Regions from separate parts of the Mus musculus genome. Here region 2 is linked to region 1. Evidence: chromatin loops called from intact Hi-C (ENCODE). Cell type or tissue: left cerebral cortex. All regions are shown on one strand. Links, peaks and the distances in the headings refer to the core of each region. The heading gives the core; the rest is flanking DNA.

Region 1 (4,366 bases), core at 367-4,366:
CTCGGTAGATGCTGTAGCGCAGCTCGTGGGCAGGACGGCCAGCATGGGGCCAGTCTTTGGACTGCACACGCCAGTCCAGAGGCTTAGCTTTTACAGGCCGAGGCCTGGCAGTGGCCAGCTGGATAAGCAGGGCTGATCTGGGCAAGGGAGTCACCCCATTTGAAGGTCCTGGTTGGGGAGATGAAGAATCTAGGGATGGGGCTGGGAGCAAAAAGAATTTACTGAGTCCACAAGGTCTCCTTAGCGCCAGAAAAATCCAACTAAAATTCTCCAAAGTTTCCCTCCCTCCTGCCCCAAATTTTAACTCTAAATCCTAAAATCTCACCTGCTCCCTCCTGCTCCGCAGAAGGCTGGCCATCATCACTGGTCTCACTCCCTTGGGTAGCCTCACTTCCACCGGCTTCTTGGCCTCCTTCATCTGCCCCTGAATCCTGTTCCAGCTTCTGCTTCTTGGCAGCCTGGCCCTCTACGATCTTCTCTAGAAGCTCCTGACGCCGGGTCTCCCGGGCCTCGGCTGCCAAAGTGTTCTGATCCTGGAAACTCTGCTCTTGCTGGCGTTTGAACGATGCTAGGGCCTGAGAAGTAAACTTAACTGGAACCCCAAGACACATCCTGCAGTCCCTTAGGAAGACAGGAATTCTGACCAGTTTACAACCTTCCAACAGGCCCTCCCAGGCCTTCCCACTATCAGGGCCTTTCGTTTCTTACCAAGCCATGGTTGCGGGGGTCCGGGCGCGGGGCGCTGACTAGGGTCACCGCGCCTATCTCGGCCAGGAGCCGGGCTTCTTCAGGCAGCAGCAGAAGCGGAAGGCCCAGGCGCGAGTTCTGGCGGGGCCCGCGGGGCAGGGCGCCCACCGTGCGTCCCCCGACTCCCAGACGCTCCCGCAGCGCCTGCACGGCCTCGGCTCCCCACACCAGCGAGCGGCCATTTGCGACCTCCACCACCAGCATCTTCCTGCGGAGTGGGGGTGCGTCGCGGTCACCCAAACAGCCCCACCGACCCGACTGAAGTCTTCCACGCCCTCAGCGCAAGACCCCGCCCCTCACCCCCCAAGGGGCGGGGCTGGGGTTGCCACCTGCCCCCCCCCGCCCCCCAGCCAAGATCTACCCAGGGACCAGTTAAGACCACGCCCCTCACCCAGGTCCCACCGTTCCGCTCCCCCTCAGCTCCAGGTGACCATCTTCTCTGCCAAAGCGTACCACCATCTCTCGTCCCCTCAGAGAGACCTCCCGCCATAGTGGTGCACCGCCCTTTTTGCAAAGTGGGTGTCTTCTTATGCGTCCGTCAAATCTCAGAACCTCAATGTAGGGTGGTTTGCTCAAGCCACACCCTCTTCTAAATACTTGGAGCCCAGCCCCTCCCCTTTCGAAGTGCCCAGATTCGCCTTTCCCGCCTATTCTGAGTCGGACTTTAAAAGAAACCCAGTCCTGTCTTGCGCCAGCTGTTCGATGTTCCAGCATCCTAAATTCGGCTCAATCGGGAGTCCTGCCTACCCGAACGCAAGCGTTTCAGCCTTCGGAAGATCTCGACTCTATTCCCGAACGCATGCGGGAGATCTCGGCTCAGTAGAATCAGCCACCCCCTCTAAGTTGCAAAAGGTTCAGCATTCGACCCTAGCCAGATCCCATCGTTCTTCCAGCTGTGGCCCCGCCCACTTCCTACCCAATTTAAGGAGTTCACAATTACGATTGAATCCACAGTCGCACTCGAGGTGCAGTGTGCGTCGTGGCTCCCTTTCAATCTGTCGTACTGTCCTCAGGCAGAGGCAATAAGTCAACCCCTAGCCAACACCAACTCTCGGCTAAGGCGGAGCTGGCCCTACGTAGCGCGTCCTCCGTCATCCCGTCAGGTCAGCAAAGCGGAAAAGCCAAGAAAGCCCTCACTGCCACTCCGGTCTGCACAAATGGGACCTTGAGGGTCATTGCTCTGGCCTCGCCCCCAAATCCACCAGTCATGTCGGCCCCGCCCCTTCGCCGTTTTCCGGTCTTCTGTGGCTCCGCCTTCCTCCCTCAAGACTATTAGCTCAGCCTGTTAAGTCTACTGATTATTTCCAAAGTTAGGCCAAAACGGCTGCCCTCAATATCATTTGACCGTGACCTGAAAAAGCATTCAGCTATCTGAAGTAAGTCCAAATATGCGATCCCGCCCACACCCCGTGGTTCTTTGACTCTCGGACCCCGGCTGATTCCGACTATCTCCGAAGTAAGCCGAAGCATGCGGTCCCGCCTACTTCGTTCTGCGTTCTTGAGCCCGCCTAACACTACACAACGACTTTTGGACCCGATTATTTCCGAATCAAGCCGAAGTGTGTGGTCCCGCCTACATCCGGCCGAGTTTGTAAACGCATCTAATTCCGAGCCGTGACTTTGGAATTCGGCTATCCCCGAAGTAAGCCGAAGCTGTGGCACTCCATGCCGAGGGCTTGAATGACCGAGTGTGCCCGAAGGAATCCGAAGCTGAAAGTCTGTCTCTGAGCTCCAGGTCCCTCCTCCTCAAGTCTCAACGGGACTCGAAGATCTTGGCCCCGCCTCTCTGACCCGAAACCCCGCCCCTTCACGTACTGGCAGCTCTTTGCCCGGGGACCTCCTAGAAAGATCGCGACAGGCATCTTGCGGCAGACTGGTGTTCTGGGTACCTTTCTTGCGGTGCTGTAACTCGTACAGCCGCGGCTCTCGGGGCCTGGACCGCGCAGCCCTGCCGGCGCCCTCCAGAACGGGCAGTGCGGGGGCGTGCTGAGCTGGGGAGGCGTGGCGCGAGCCGAGGCGGCCTCGAAAAGGAGCTCCGCAGTCTTCTGGCCCACGGACGGTTCAGGTGGGCCCAGGTTGGGTTGCATGGCGGCGTCACGAAGATCGTAGGGTGGCGGGGTGCGGGGACAGCGCCCAGAGCGTGGCCGGGCTGGGTGGCGTAACCGCCTGTGGATCTGCCGAGGCAGAATCGGATACACGCTGGCCTTCGCTGCGCGGGGCTGGGCTACGAAAGGTGCTTGCAGATCGTACAGGGTCATTGCCTTCTCTCCGAGGTACGGGTTAAAGAGGAGCCCAGAGCTCAGAGCTTAGAAAACAGGATGCTAAATGCTGGGCTTCTCCGAGCTGGGCGGGAGTGGGAGTACTGGGTCCTGTAAGACGCAGAGGAAATTGGGGACCCAGAAGGGCTCCAATGTACTCAGGAGGGTGAGGATGATACAGATTCCTGGGCTCTCAGAGAAGAGGGGTGTTGTGAAGGATTGTTTTTCTGGCCGGAAGGTGTGGGTCATAAATGGAAGTAGAAGTACTTTTGATTTCAACATTGGCAAAGGGGTGGGGTGGGGGCTTAATTCTTGGGTCCTGGAAGGAGGAGTGAGCTGGAGGCCTGGGTTCTCAAAGGGGATTCTACTGTCTTCAAAAGAGGAAGGGACTGGAATACTGGTTCTCACTGTGAGTCCTTCCTCCCCCAGACCATGACACCCGAAGAATGGACATATCTAATGGTCCTTCTTATCTCCATCCCTGTTGGCTTCCTCTTTAAGAAAGCTGGTGAGTCAGGTTCCTTGTCTAGTGGAAAATTAGGGTGAGGGAGCTGGGGTGGGGAATCACCCCTCCCGAAGGTTCTAGGCTTATACTTTACCTTTTCCTTTCAGGACCTGGGCTGAAGAGATGGGGGGCAGCAGCTGTGGGCCTGGGGCTCACCTTATTCACCTGTGGCCCCCACAGTTTGCATTCTCTGATCACCATCTTGGGAACCTGGGCCCTCATTCAGGCCCAGCCCTGGTGAGAACTAGGTGGTGAGAAAGGAAGAAGGATGCAGAGAAGCAGCAGTCTGTTTCCTCTTCGAGTCTTCTATTTCTTCTCCTTTAATCTTACTGTGTGTCGCTATGCCTTGGCCATCTTTCTTCCCACCTTGTGTCTTTGCCCCAGTCCTCAGTATCCATGTGGCAGACTGACTTCCATAGTCCAGTCAGGCTGAGCTCTGGCTGAAGTGCCTTCCTTCTTCCAGAAGCTTCTCTTAATGCCGGTCATTCTTTTCTTATCTCTGGCTGTGCCTCTTCTGTCTCTGTTACTCACCAGTCTTCTCACCTCTTCTTCTCTGTCTGAATGTGGGCAGGGGCGGGGGTGGGTATCTCAGGAGAAGGAAACAGAGGCTAAGGTCCCTGTACCCAACATTATGACTTCCCACCTCTGTCCTAGCTCCTGCCATGCCCTGGCTCTTGCCTGGACCTTCTCCTATCTCCTCTTCTTCCGAGCCCTCAGCCTGCTGGGCCTGCCCACTCCCACGCCCTTCACCAATGCTGTCCAGCTGCTGTTGACACTGAAGGTGAGACTTGGCGAACACTACTTCTTTTAGTCTCCCTGGGAGCTGGGGAGCCTCCTTGCTTTCTCCTCCCAGACT
Region 2 (4,379 bases), core at 188-4,187, 820 kb before region 1:
GGGCTCGCAGGCTGCTTCTGGGTTTCCTCTTAAGGATGCCAAGCCTCTCTCTACCCAACTCTCTCTAATTATCTTTTTGTATTCCCCCATTGCCACCAGAAGAAGAGCGCCCCAAACCCAGGTGAGGTGCTACAGGGTGGGTGTGGGTTACAAGCCTATCTTCTCATGCTCCTCCACCAAGAGAGACAGGGCAGAGAAATCAAAAGGCAGAGAAATCAGGGCTTGAACACAGCCAACCTTAACTCTTAAAGCAAGAAGTTGAGGACCTTCCTACATTGTGAAACAGGTCAGATATAAAAATAACAGCCTGGGTTCTAGAAAACCATGCAAGGGGACTCTGTGTTGGCCCAGGGCCAATCAAGGAAGGCTTCCCGAGGAGGTGATAACCTGGACCCTCTCGATAAAGACCTTGCTAGCTGAAGGAAAGTTGTAGGCAAGGACAGTCATTTCTTACACTCAAAGTGAGTGGTTATGTATAAAACCCACTCTGGGTGCAGAACCAGGCCATCGTGAGAGTATGGTTAAGCCAGGGAGGCCAGTACAGGCTGTGGAAGCTAACTGAGCTAAGAGGAGGCCCGGAGAGGCCAGGGCTAGAGCTTAGGGACTCTTGGAGGAAGGAACGCAGTTACAGAGGTTCCAGGTTGGAGAGCTACCAGGGAAGGAATGCAGGAAGTGAGGGCCCTTTCCAAGGACTTTTGGGACCGACAACACATGGTCCTTAGAGACACCAAGTGGATGAGCCCTGCCAAGGCAAGGAATGTTCTGACACATGAATTATTCGGGAAGTTTCTGCTAACTTGGGCCTTGGGAAAGAGTGTTTGCCAGGCAAGGTGTTGCTGCATCCTCGGAAGAGTAGTCTTGGTGATTCTGAGTTCAGCATCTGTGGGTTTTGCTGATCTTAAATCATAGCTATTAAAAGAAACTGTAGGTGACCCGAGCACGCAGACGTTTTTCTTGTTACAGCTGCGCACTGTTGCTGTTAAACAGCCAGTAGTACAGCGTTAGAGCAACCAGGCAACTGTAAGTTGCTTAGAGAATAGCGATCTTTAAAGTCCATGGCCTTTAGCATGCGTGATCCCCGGGCTTCATCCTTACCCTTGAAATAAAATCTTCAGGCCTGGAGAGATGGCTCGGTGGTTGAAAGCACTGACTGCTGCTCTTCCAGAGGACTTGGGTTCAGTTCCCAGTATCCACGTGGTGGCTCACAAACATCTGTAACTCCAGTTCCAGAGGAGCCGATGCCTTCTTCTGGCACTTGGCCATACACGTGTTACACAGGCAGCAGGCAAAACCTCATACATACACATAAAATAAAATGGTTAAGAAGAAAGTGAAGTATCTCAGAGCAGTGCAAAAGGAAGAGCAGTGCTTTTAAACTGTAAGGCCTTTATTACGTATTTTGCGTGTGTGAGCACAGAGGTGTGTATGGTGCAAGTGTGGGGTGCAGAGGATGATTTACAGGGGTCGGAACGCAGACAATCAGGCTTGTCATGGGGGTCTTTGTTTGCTGAGCTACCCCTGCCTGCTTTTTATGCAGAGCATTCAATATATGGCCTCGTATGTTTGAGACAAGCATTCCGTCTTGAGTCACCCGCAGCCCCTCACTGGGGGAGTCGCCCCCTGCCTCTCCCTGGGGGATTCTTGTCAGGCATTCTACGGCCGAATCTCATCCCTAGCCCTGTTGTGATTTTTCATTTTGAGGCAGTGTCTCTTAAGTTTCCATGGATGGCTTTAGATTCTCTCTAGACCAGGCAGGACTTGAATTTGCCTCAGACTTCCGAGCAGCTAGGACAACAGATCTGTGCCACCGGGTCCTGCCAGTTTTTACAAGTATGTCAAAACAGGCAAAACAAAATACTCAAACTGTATTTCCCTGACTGTGGTCTCACACAGACTCGGGGGCCGGTGGGGGTGGGGGTGGGGGGTGGCTGTCATTTTGAACAGCGTGTGGTAAGGCAGAGGAGGGAGGCCAGCCTGTTGATGATCTCCAATTCTATCGACACAGCCGTCCTGTGGTGCCTCCTTTGATTCCCCCGAAGATTCCAGAAGGGGAGCGTGTGGATTTTGATGTAAGTGACAGATGTCCTACCCCAGAAGCAGCTGCAGGATTCTTGGCGCCTTGAGCCTATTCTGAAAAGTGCCCTTCTATGCTTCCTTCATGAAAACCCTGGGGGTAACCCAGGGTCCTGTTATTAGCAAGGAATGCTTTGCTGACATCTGCTGGAAGCCATCCCAGCTGGCTGTCAGTCATCACCTAGGGCTGGGGTGGGGCAGGCTCCAGGGCCCTGTCCGGCGGCCTCACGGGCTCCCTCTTCAGGACATCCACCGGAAGCGCATGGAGAAAGACTTACTGGAGCTGCAGACGCTCATCGACGTGCACTTTGAACAGCGGAAAAAGGAGGAGGAAGAGCTCATTGCACTAAAAGACCGCATTGTGAGCCGGAAATCCGGGTCCTCTAGTTACATCTATCTCCCGTTCCCTCCCTCCATGTAGTGCTTTGGGGTCTCTGGGAGAAACAGCGGGGACATTGGGCGGGTCCACTCCAGTATCCATTTCTACCAGGAGTGCATTTTGGAGGCGGAGGCAGGAAGATTACCATGAGTTCGAGAGACTGTCTCAAAAAGGACAATTAAATAAAAGAAACTATCCTTATTTCGTTCGTCTACTGGTGGAGGGACAACTTGTGGGAGGGGATAGCCTCCAAGAACCCCCACATTCCCTGCCCCAATCTTCCCCTTAATACCCCTAGGAGAGGCGACGCGCAGAGAGAGCTGAGCAACAGCGCTTCAGAACGGAAAAGGAGCGAGAACGCCAGGCCAAGCTGGCGGTAGGTGTCTGTCCTTTCCCTATAGGAGAATACTTTATTTCCCATTTTGATACTCTCTACGGTTCTCAGAAAGTCCCTGTAATGTCTAGCATAAGGATTTTCCTATTGGAAGGGTGAACAGTGCATATAAATAAAAAGTCTGCGGCTGATCTAGCTTCAGGCAGGGCTGGACTAAGAGACTTAAGCCACAGCACAAAGGCTGAGCTTTGCTGGGTATGATGGCCTCAGACCTATGATCCCAGTACAGGAGAAGCCGAGGCAGGAGGATTTTGTGAATTTGAGGCTAGCCTGAACTATATACCAAGTTAAGGAGTGGCTCTCTCCGTGGCTCCAACTTCACTTATGGAGATGCTAAGCCATCAACTACCCAGGCTAGGCTCTTCCTCCATCAGGTATGTAAGGCCACATGTCGTGGACCCCTTTGTTCTCACAGGAGGAGAAGATGCGGAAGGAGGAGGAGGAGGCAAAGAAGAGAGCAGAGGATGACGCCAAGAAGAAGAAAGTTCTGTCCAACATGGGAGCTCATTTTGGGGGCTACCTGGTCAAGGTGAGTCTAGCCTGTGGAAATCTGCGTCTACAAGGAGGGAAGGGAAACTTGAGGGTGCTGGACCTCATCCAGGGCCAGCTGTCACTGTAGATAGCATGCGGCAAGTAGGTGAGGGAGACACTCTGCTGATTGTCTCTGTCCCTCTTCCGGCCACAATGTTCCTCTGGTGGTGCCTGGGTGTGAGGGAAGAAGACCGGGGCCTGTACGCTTGAGGGAGGGGGCACGGAATTTGAGTTCCTGAGTCTGAGGAGAGAGGGCTGGAGCCTGGAGCTCTGGGACTGAGGGAGGAGGAGGCTGAGGCTGGACCCCTGAGTGTCTGAAGGGGGAGGGCTGAGATGTACTCCTTGCATGTGGTGGAGGCACTGGCCTTGCTGAGTGGATTTAGCCTCCAGGTTCTATCCCTGGCTTGGGATTCCTCCCACTCCAGGCAGAACAGAAGCGTGGGAAGCGACAGACTGGTCGGGAGATGAAACTCCGGATTCTGTCTGAGAGGAAAAAGCCCTTGAACATCGACTACATGGGGGAGGACCAGCTCCGGTAGGTCCTGGCAGCTCTCAAAAGGCTTCCACGGGCGATACTCCGGGTCTGAGCCTTGGTGCTGTGTTACTTCAGGCAATTGGCACTCCTTTTTCTGGGCCACTGTTGCTTTCTATGTTCAAAATGTCACTCAAATGCAAGCTACCCGGTGGATGGCCTGGCCTGTAGTGTCTGGCATCCACAGTGCCCCCTTCCGTATTTAGGTGGAATTGCAGCATTCAGGGAGGAGGTAGGAGGATCAATTCAGGGTCATCCTCTACTGTATATTGAGCTGGAGGCCAGACTTCACACACACACACACACACACACACACGCACGCACGCACGCACGCACGCACGCACGCACGCACGTACGTACGCACGCACACACACACACACACGCGCGCGCGCGCACACACACACACACGCACGCACACACACACGCACACACACACACGCACACACACACGCACACGCACGCACACACAC

What was found. Hi-C counts contacts between places; a loop is a spot of excess contacts. Peaks named below come from ENCODE experiments on the same cell type or tissue, not always from the same donor. Only the 100,000 strongest peaks of a DNase experiment are listed, where the experiment ranks them.
Region 2: it touches region 1 in a loop (1.9-fold over the local background); 3 of 42 quality-filtered maps call a loop at or near these places.

What each region holds. Positions count from the first base shown.
Region 1 is chr7:3,691,187-3,695,552 of GRCm38, reverse strand. It overlaps Mboat7 (membrane bound O-acyltransferase domain containing 7), which reads left to right and starts at 2,567. Exons shown (of 8, transcript NM_029934.4): 1 at 2,567-2,812; 2 at 3,435-3,513; 3 at 3,618-3,747; 4 at 4,165-4,291. The coding sequence starts at 3,438. It overlaps Tsen34 (tRNA splicing endonuclease subunit 34), which reads right to left and starts at 1,943. Exons shown (of 5, transcript NM_001164204.1): 1 at 1,664-1,943; 2 at 709-955; 3 at 326-575; 4 at 1-201. The coding sequence starts at 951. In left cerebral cortex, for the core only: a CTCF peak has its summit at 2,712; DNase peaks (open chromatin) are centred at 1,906, 2,376, 3,653, 4,250 and 2 more places; H3K4me3 peaks cover 3,885 bases; H3K27ac peaks cover 3,542 bases.
Region 2 is chr7:4,508,007-4,512,385 of GRCm38, reverse strand. It overlaps Tnnt1 (troponin T1, skeletal, slow), which reads left to right. Exons shown (of 14, transcript NM_001277903.1): 6 at 100-121; 7 at 2,006-2,069; 8 at 2,318-2,434; 9 at 2,751-2,828; 10 at 3,262-3,375; 11 at 3,803-3,912. Among named protein-coding and RNA genes, the nearest start is that of Tnnt1, 5.8 kb to the left of the region's middle. In left cerebral cortex, for the core only: CTCF peaks have their summits at 2,312 (motif pointing left) and 4,102 (motif pointing left); DNase peaks (open chromatin) are centred at 2,314 and 3,843.